Linked DNA regions of Homo sapiens: region 2 is linked to region 1. Evidence: read pairs that join two places in POLR2A ChIA-PET (ENCODE). Cell type or tissue: CD4-positive, alpha-beta T cell. All regions are shown on one strand.

Region 1 (5,000 bases):
GTCTCTGAGATTAGGAAGAATAATTAGGCAAAATTTTTAATTAGAAAAAATAGCAAGTATTTTGATCCTGAATACATTTTTAAAATATATTGTTGCCTTTCTTGTTTCTGTATTGAATATTTTTTAAGTTAAAGTTGAATTTTAAAAGTTGTAAAACTTTTAAATTCAGTTTCAGATTCAAGTATAGACTTAAAGAGAAGGATCAAAGTTGTAAGATGTAATTTAAGAATATTGCTAAATAAAATACTTCCGAGGTAACCTGCCTTTGATTTATCTTTTCTATTAAAGATTAATACCTTGAAATGTCAAAATAGCATAGACTTGAGAAAAATTTAAGCCTTGTAGAGTTACTCTGTATACTTACCTATAACAAGCCTCTAGTGTGCTGGCAGAATGCAGTGTGCAGATGAAGGCTGAGAGATAATATCCCACCTCTTCTGCTTCAGCTTCCCAGAGTGGGTGTGGCTAGTGGAGGGGAGTTCATACAACTGACAATATGCTTGCCCAATATTTTCTGGCTAACCCTCATTTCTCACAATGACTCTTTGTAGGCTTTTTTGTTGTTGTTGTTTTTCATTTCACCTCCAGGTATGATTTTTATTTTTGCAAAGAACTGAGGGATGAAAAGTTTTGCCAGCAGATATTTGGTGTTGTGAACACGTAGAAGTGGTCTAAGGAAGTTACTGGCCTAGTCTCTGCTCTAGTGGAGGTAAGTCAAATGCTGGAGAAAATAATAGATTAGTTAAACTATTCTGTTCTTTCTGCTGTCAAGGAAGCCATCTTGTAGGACATCCCACACCTGAAAGAAAGAATTCAGCTGTAATTTTTGAAAATAGCACATAACAAATACATTTTGGTATAATTTTAAAATTGATTTTAGAGAGAATTTTGGGACTGCTGTCAATCCAATTTATGTTCTTCCTGAGGATCTCAATGTGTTAGATGTCTGTGTTAGCTTCCTGGAGAAGATAGATATTTCTGCTGTTAAGGAGCTAATAGTCTCACTAGATAGGAAGACAGGCATACAACATGCAACAAAAGACACAATAGAGCATGTAATCAATGGCTGTTTTGTTAGTTATTTTAATTTCCAGCCATGGACTTACTGGGGGTTTTTATTAGAATTCATTTAGCGATAAGAGAGATGGGATGTCATGGAGCTCCAGGGTAAAAGTTCATGCCACACATGAATAGGAAGATAGGAGCTGGAGTCTTGTTCTGGATTCAAGGGAGCTTGAAGGATCCCTGCACCAGTGGTCTACCATTGACATACTGTGGCTACTCTCTGAGGTTACTTTTCTCTCTGTCTTCTACCCCTTACTCCTGTTCTAGAGCTCAAGTTCAAATTTCTGAGACTAAATCTGTTTGACATAGCTAATTATTCAAATCTCATTTAGGCTGAGCTTTCTCACCCAGCCACTGGCTAATGGGTGAATTAGCTGGTGTTGTGTCAGGTGACTGTTCCTGACTTCCTTATCTGTGGCCAGGGGTGTTTCTTAGAATTGGGGATGGGGGAGTGTGATCTCTGATGAAGGACACAACTCCCTTGGGATGCCCCTTCCACAGTGCTGTGTGTTAGTGTGTGGCAGGGTCCCATAACCAACACAAAAATTGCAGTAAGCATGTAGCTAGTAAATTCTCTGGGAGATCAAAGAACAAAGTATTTGATGTGGAATTGATAACCTAATGAGACTCCATGTCAAGGAAGGATTGGCACCATGTCCTGAATGATCAACAATAATCTAACTTAAAAGAGTAGGGAGGAGAGAATCTAATATAAAAGTATTGGCCTGGATAATAACTACAAGCAGGCCTTATCTTTACCCATTTTTTAATATAACTTTAAAAAATCTGACTGGGAGCCCAAAAACGCTCATAGCATTTAATTAGTCTGATTAGCACTAATTTTCTGGTTCTGGAGGTGAGGCCAGGAGCAGTTTTTTTCTCACCACTGAGTGGGTCTTTACACAAAGATATGTCTCAGGGTAGAGATTAATATAAGCTGACTTTTGGCCACTTCCTGCCTCACAGTAATTAGACAGGAAGCTTCCTAGCAAAGAGACAGAGTTAAGAAATACAGTTTCTTACCACTCCAGGAAAGGTACATATTAATTCCCTTTGCTTCTGCATCCACTGGTAGAAGCCATATTTGCCAACAGCTTTGCACTTCCATAGTATGGTTATTCTAAGCACCTAGGTGGAAACCAAGTTCTCTTACTGGACAGAACTCTTGTATTGGGCTACCTCATAAGTTGATAGCCACAGTAGAAGGTTGCTGTTGGATCAGATGCTGATTCCTGACTCAGTCAATGGTATGAAGGAGTGTGATTCTGTGGTTCACAGCAAGGAGAAGCTGTGGCAGTGTGGTAATTTGCATTAATGGAGTTATTTACTCATTCTGTATCTGTGCCATTTGCCATGGGACTTTGCATTCCTCCTGCTGAAGAGGCAGAATATATTTTCTCATTATTTGATTAAATTTTGTGCTTGGTCACGTGACTTATTTTGGCCAAAAGAATGACACATGCCAGAGTCTCAGTGAAGAGGACTTGTGTGTTTCTTCTTATCTTTGTGCATTTCTGCCATTGCCAAAGGAAAAACAGGCCTGTACCAGCTTTCTGGGCCAGAAAAGAATGAGAGACGTATAGGGTATACATAAGTGTTTCAGCTGGATCACCCCTATGGGCCCACCCTAGATCAGCTAACCTCTAGTGAACCAACTGATGTATGGGCTCAATAAATACCACTGAGATTTAGGGGTCCTTTGTCACATAGCAAGAGTTAACTGACATAGGCAGATTTGCTCAAAATGAGTCTGTAGATTTGTTAGCTTTAACCAGAATGGGGATGTGGCCATAACAAGCCCTCAAGCTGCCAGACTTCACTCCAGCAAACAGGTGACTTCCTTAAAGCCCAAGACAGACTGTAAACAACCCACAAGACTCATCAAACCAAAACCTCTGATGAAGATGGTATCTTCTTACGTAAGTACACATACAAAAATTTCAATCCCTGTTGCTCTAGACTCTGAGTTTAGCTGATAAATCCAATGAAATAGAAAACCAGGGGTTAAAACCACAAGGAAAGGAGCCCAAGCATCTATTAGAAGGGCAAGTCTATTTACTGGTAGCCGAGACCTTCTAATGTGTTTCCATGATATCAGGCAGCACTCATGGAAAGCTGTGGAAAATGTAGGACAACATGTCTATTTGACAGAATCAGGAAATACACACAGAGTATAAGGTATGACCTAGGTCAAAACCCAGAATCCAAGATCAGGACTCCTTTTGGGGAAGAATCTTGGCCTTATGAGGTTGGTTGGAAATGTCAGTGTAGCTGTTATAGTTTCCTGGAGTAGGTTTAGACTACACAGAGACTTTCATTCTTTCACAGGAAATGAACGGTCACCACGAAGATGCTTAGGGCATTTGTAAGGATGACAGCCACTTTTGTGATTTGCCTATCACAAGCTGTTCAATTTTGGCTTAATTTTATGTAAATAGCACTTTCTCTCGGCACTCTATGGATCACATGTTTGCAAGGAAAAGAGAGGAGTACACATAAAGCTCCTTGAGATATAGAATGAGATTTTCCCAGACATAAAGTATAGCTCAGACCTACAAAAGTGTATAATACCTAGTGGTATAAAGAACACTGTACAACATTTTTTCTCTGTCCTCCATGTGTTTACCCTGTGGTTGAAGAGTTAAATTCTCATATAAAAACAATTATATAAGTATGGGAAAAATATTGACCTACTGAGGAACTTTATAGCAAAGTCTTATTCTATTAAGAATTTTAAGATAATATTTAGCGTAATGGAAATAAGGTTCTTACAACAGAGTTTATTTTTTTCCTCCTTGTACATTGGTAAACAAATATACCAGACAGAGTAAGCAATGTTATAGTCTGGGACAAATTATATTATTGATTCTTTAAAAGACTTTTAATTTATGAGAAGGTTATGGCAGTCTAATCAAATAAATGGAAATTCATGTAGGTATGAGTCAAATAATCAAACATTATTATTCTTACTCTATTATACTTTTATGACCATAAATGCAATTTTATTTCAAAATATTAAACTTGTGATAGTATAGGAAGGACTTCATCCTTAAGATGTTGGAGCTGAAAATTTTAGGCCTTAAGAACTAATCCTGATATTTATGAAATGGATAAGTTTTCTTGGTTTTTATACTGATAATATATGTGGTATAATGTACAACTACAGAAGTGCCCCTACTTGAGACATATAAATAACAACAAATACTACTATAATAACCACCTTGAAATGAGTTTTTAATTGCTTTGATGACTATAGTAGCAATTCCCAAAATATGCTAGCTCTGTTTACTTTCAATTTTATTCGGCATATGGGCGTAGGAAAGCATTAGCATTTTCCAATTCCAAGGATGAATGTGTTTAATGTTAAAATAACTCAGAACAGTTTTATGTTTTTCATCATGAAGTTCAAGTAAGAAATATAAATACAGAAACTTGGGTCTGCTGCTATTCTGCCTATAAATTTGGTCAATCTGGTGAGGACGTGACCATAGAGAGCTTATGGATCAACTATTTGGGCTTCCTTTTACTACCAACTAAAACACATGATGCAAAATTATTTCCATCAATAGGACAACTATTTGAAAACATTCATACTGTGTAGACATGTTTTTAACCTCAATTTTTTCCCATCAATTCTGAATATATTTTTCGTGGGGGCTGGAGGTTGTAGTGATTGGTGCCATACCTAATAGTGGGGTATCAAAAAGTGACGGAGATTTGGGCTTGAGTCTCAGTCAACACAGTCAGCTTGCAAGAAATATAACTATTAATCACATTTATCAACTGAACTTAATTTTGATTGTGAGACCCCATTCTGCTGAGTGTTGGAAACTCAATCATTTTGGAGTTACAGCTGTGTTCTCCCAGTGCAGGTCCAGTGACCATGAGACTTGTAAAATGCCAAGATATGGGGAATGGGGATGGAGGAAGAATTT
Region 2 (5,000 bases), 120 kb before region 1:
CAGGGTAAGTAGACACCCAAAAATAATCATTTTCAAAGTTTAAGATCTTATTCTAGAAGCCTGTGCTCTGGGAGCACACTGGAATGGCATTTAACTTTCCAGAAGAATCAAGGAAGACTTCACTGAGGAGGTGATATTTGAGCTGGGCTTTAAAAGATTAATAGGATTTAACTAGATAGCAAGGGAATGGAATGATATTTCAGGCAGAAGAAGCATTATGTACTCAGAGGCATGAAAGTACATGGTGTGGTTAGTGAAAAAGGCAAGAAATTTGGTAAAGCTGAAATGTGAGGTATAAAGTATGGAAAGAGTGAAAATAAGACTGACAAAGTAGATCATGACTAAATATTTGGGGTCAATATAAGCCATGCTAAGGTGTTTGGGTTTAATCTTGGGCACAAAGAAATGTTTTCAAGTAGAAAGGTAACATGGTTACATTTGCATTTTAGACAATATATGTGCATCATGTGTGAGAAACTCATTTCTATAAATACTAGTTTTTGCCTTGAAACATTTCAGGGGGAGTGGAATCCTCGAGTTACTGGCACCAGCAAGGGTAAATTAATGGGCACTAGATGGCGGCATAGAGTGCCCAATTCTTCATAATATCAGTTACTATTTCTGAGCCTGTATTTTTGACTTAAATAATTCCTTTATTCAAAAATCCCATTAAATGAATATGCACTATTTAGACTGATTGGCATGAAGTAATAGACTACTGTAAGGGGAACACGCATTTTTTAAAAGAGGTAAAGCCCATGTTGGTGCATGATGGAAAAGGCAGTTGAGGATTATAAAAATATTTGGATAAAATTAAAAATACAACTTTGAGTTCAATGGAATCTTAAATTTCTCTTGCAGAAGTTGCCATTCGTCTTTAAATAATAATACATATATGTGTAAAACACCTAAACTTCATAAAGTCATGTTATATTCACCATCTGTCCTCTTCTTCAATTACCACCATTACCACATGGACAAACATTACAATTCACATTTTACAAGGAACGAAACTGAGGCTCATGTAAATGTTTTTCCCAGTTTATATGGTACAGTTAATAAATAATAGTACCAAAACCAAAACTCTAGTTTTTTTATTACAAATCCAGTCTTTGGTTCACTTTGTCATGTTTCACAACTGAAAAACAATTGGGAACTAGGACAAGATTAAGACAAGGAAATGATAGAACCAAATGATTCTAATGCCATTCTGTGATAAACAGAGAGCAAATACTGTAAATTGGATTGTATATTCATTAAGCCCATGGTTTCTGACAATTATTTTGGAAGAATTTACATGTCAAAGAAAATTATGACCAATATTTAGTTATACCAAGGAATTTACATTGGAGAAGCTCTATATATTTTTAATGTTTGGTTGATAATATGTTAACAAGATGATTAGTAAGAAACACAAAAATAGTTTGTAACTTAAGATGTAAAAGATTCCAAATAACTATAAATTCCCTATGGAGAAGCCATCTCTGCCCCATGTCATCATGCCTTTAAAATTAGACGCAAAAGTTTGAATACTCAACAGTAGAATTGTTTATTTAGTAGTGTGGAAGGTCTACCTCTGTCTATTTCCTGAGGGAAAGCGGCTATAATGAGCCTGCCTGAATTATGAGAATAAAGTTTTCCTTTTTTAAAGAGTTTATTCTAACAGATAGGAGGTAACTTTTATTTCTGCCTTCCTCTCTTGCCACTCCATCCCCAGCTAAGAATCCAATCCCTCAAGAGCTGTCATCGTTTTTGTTGTTGTTGATACTCTCCACCAAGACAAACTAAACCAGACTGAGACCATGCCATTTTAGCATTATGAAACAAGAAAGAAAGCAAAAGTCACCAACAGAGCAATACAGGAATTTGAGATGTACAGAGGAACTGAAAAAAGAGGAGCTGATAGGAGCATTCTCTTTCAAAGCTCAATTTAGTGTTCCAACTACTTAAAACCCTATCACAATATACTCTATGCCATCAGGGAAGAAAAATGCCAATTTTAAAACATTATTTTCACTTTTTTATAAAAGGTAAAACATGTTAAGGTCCATACGTAAAATCTTTCCAACACATCAGTTCATCTGCAAATTAGTAGCTGAAGTCTGCTCAAACGCAGAGGAAACTTCCATTTAGGTCTTGAAAAAGAATAGAGCTCATTTTAAAACATCTTTATTTATTTGTGCAACAGTGAGTTTAGAAACAAAGTATCCAGTGTATTTTCCTAGAGTTAAAAAAAGAAATATTTTTATTGAGTACATTCCAAAACAATTAAATATTCTCTTACCCCACCCTTTTCACCAACTGAATAGTTTTCGTTTGACTTTGAATTACCACCCACTTACTGATTTACAAACTGGTCAAATTCAGCATATATACCCACACTCATACAAAATGCATTTCAGGTTTCCCTTTTTGGATTAAAAACTAAAATTTTATTTTACAGTGAGAGCTAATTTGTTAGGTAAGACACAATTAAACCAAGAAAGATAAATCTAAACTTACTTACTTCTTCCAAATTTGAAAATTGTCCATGAGATCTTCACCAATAAGCTACATCTTTTCCATGCTTTATGATCATACCCCATTTTTTGTATGCAAAGAAGAAAGGGGACTAATATCTTTGATCATAAGTGTTGAGATCCTAAATTAAATCTAAGATTTGGGGCCTTATTAATACAAAGGGAGAAAATAGTTAACTGAAGATGTCATTAGTAAAAATTTTCATTAACTTCTATCTCTATAATTTCTGGCCTTTCCAGTTTTCGGTTGCATCTTTCTAGAAATGCATGTCCTTTTCCTAGCCTTAGCTCTGAAAATATTGCTTCTACCCATAAAATGTCATGTTGATAATGCTTTAAATATTGAACTATAAAATTTCTATATCAGAATTAATGAGCCTATTTCATGTTTTAACACTGAAAATACATTCTAAGAGTTTAGAACTTCTTTAATAATTTGTTTAAAAAGTAGTTGAAGGCCAGGCATGGTGGCTCACACCTGTAATCCCAGCACTCTGGGAGGCCAAGGTGGGCGGATCACTTGAGGTCAGGAGTTTGAAACCAGCCTGGCCAACATGGTGAAACCCCATCTCTACTAAAAACTAAAAAAAAAAAAAAAATTAGCCAGGTGTGGTGGCAGCCGCCTGTAATCCCAGCTACTCGGGAGGCTGAGGCAAGAGACTCGCTTGAAACCAGGAGGCAGAGGTTGCACTGAGCCGAGATTGTACCACTACACTCCAGCCTGGGCAACACTCAGCAAGACTCTGGTCTCAAAAAGAAATAAAATAAAATAAAATAAAATAAAATAAAATAAAATAAAATAAAATAAAATAATAAAATAAATAAAAGTAGTTGAAACCAGAAAAAAAGAGATCATCTAACATATAGGAGTAGAATTTTGAGATATAAAGTTTTACTCCACATTTTCTTTGTCACTAATATTTCCCCACTATTCCTTGCACTCATAAGCCCTTATTTTCAGAATTTATTGTCTATTATGGTTTTAATATGTGTCCCCTCCAAATCTCATGATGAAATGTGGTCTCCGGTGTTGGAGGAGGGCCTGGTGGGAGGTGTTTGGATCATGGGGGTTGATACCTAATGAATGGCTTGGCACCATCTCCTTGGTAATAAGTGAGCTCTCACTCTAAGTTCACATGAGATCTGGTTGCTTAAATGCATGTGGCACCTCCTCACCTCCTTGCTCCTGCTTTTGCCATGTGAAGTACCTGCTCCTCCTTTGCCTTCTGCCATTACTGTAAGATTCCTTAGGCCTCCCCAGAAACCAAGCAGATTCCAGCACCATGCTTCCTGTACAGCCTGCAGAACTATGAGCCAATTAAACCTCTTTTCTTTATAAATTAACTTGCTTCAGGTATTTCTTTATAGCAATACAAGAATGGCCTACTACACTCTCCAGGAAGTTTCAAATCACGTAAGACTAAATGTTAGTATTCTTACTGCAAGCCAACCAGCGTAGGTTCACCCTCTTTTATTTTGCAGCGAGAAAAACAAAACAAAACAAAACTAAATCCATAGAGCTGATTTTGATTTACAGATACATTCATTTTATTTATAGGTATCAGGCATACTTTTTTCCAAGCTTCAGACCTCCAATGAGAAGGCAAAGCCTAATGTGGTTCAGTCTTATTACCTGGCTAATTTGAAAGGCAAAATAAATGACAGTGAAGAAATAAAAGACAGCTAAACCAGATGATGTTGGTTTGTAAACTTTAATGACTACTTATTAAAATTTTGCAAAAAATGAAATTGGTTATTATCTATATCAGTGATTTCCAATGGTGGCTACCAGAAGAATTGCTTGGGAACCTTTTAAAACATACCAATGCCAGAGCCCTGCCTTACACCAATTAAATCATATTTGGCAGTGCCAAGTTTAAAACATACCTGAGGTAGCATTTTGTTAAGACTGTTTAACAAAGTTATCGAGAACACAAGCTACTTTCAATCTGAACTTCATTTGCCTCATCCCCAAAATGGGCAGAATAACTACACTATGTGGATATTGTGAGAATTAAATGAAATAATGCTTAAGAAGAATCCAGAACAATGACTGGCTCACAGTATGTACTCATTTGTAGGTGGTATTGCTATTAGAGCTCCTGTTGATCTGCACTGGTAAAACCTGTAGGTGTTACAGAAAGGAAATGGTATGCCTATGAATAAGGAAAAGGAAGAACACTCTTTAAACATCAATCGCAGCCAGCAATGTGCTATACCCATGAGACATAGGAAATACAGCAGCAAATCATACTTAGCATTCCTGTGATAGATGTTAGCCTTAATGAAGTATCTTCATGCCATACACAGGACCACAAAAGCCTCTGTGGGACCCAACATACAATTTCCTATAATAACTCGTGAATCCCATTCATTAAATTAGTCATATTGAACATTCTTATTCAATTTCTCTATATCTAATGCCAATAAACTAAAAAACATGTAGTATATGTTCCTATTTATATCTGCATATAAACATAA

Evidence for each region. ChIA-PET counts read pairs that join two places held together with the same protein. Peaks named below come from ENCODE experiments on the same cell type or tissue, not always from the same donor. Only the 100,000 strongest peaks of a DNase experiment are listed, where the experiment ranks them.
Region 2: POLR2A ChIA-PET joins it to region 1 with 5 read pairs; 1 of 35 experiments calls an interaction of 5 or more read pairs at or near these places.

What each region holds. Positions count from the first base shown.
Region 1 is chr3:115,162,523-115,167,522 of GRCh38, forward strand. No RefSeq gene overlaps it. Among named protein-coding and RNA genes, the nearest start is that of ZBTB20, 18 kb to the left of the region's middle. In CD4-positive, alpha-beta T cell, no CTCF peak of the experiment used is centred here; DNase peaks (open chromatin) are centred at 2,909 and 3,399; H3K27ac peaks cover 1,855 bases.
Region 2 is chr3:115,040,302-115,045,301 of GRCh38, forward strand. All of the region lies in intron 2 of ZBTB20 (zinc finger and BTB domain containing 20), which reads right to left. Among named protein-coding and RNA genes, the nearest start is that of ZBTB20-AS4, 58 kb to the right of the region's middle. In CD4-positive, alpha-beta T cell, a CTCF peak has its summit at 563 (motif pointing right); a DNase peak (open chromatin) is centred at 560.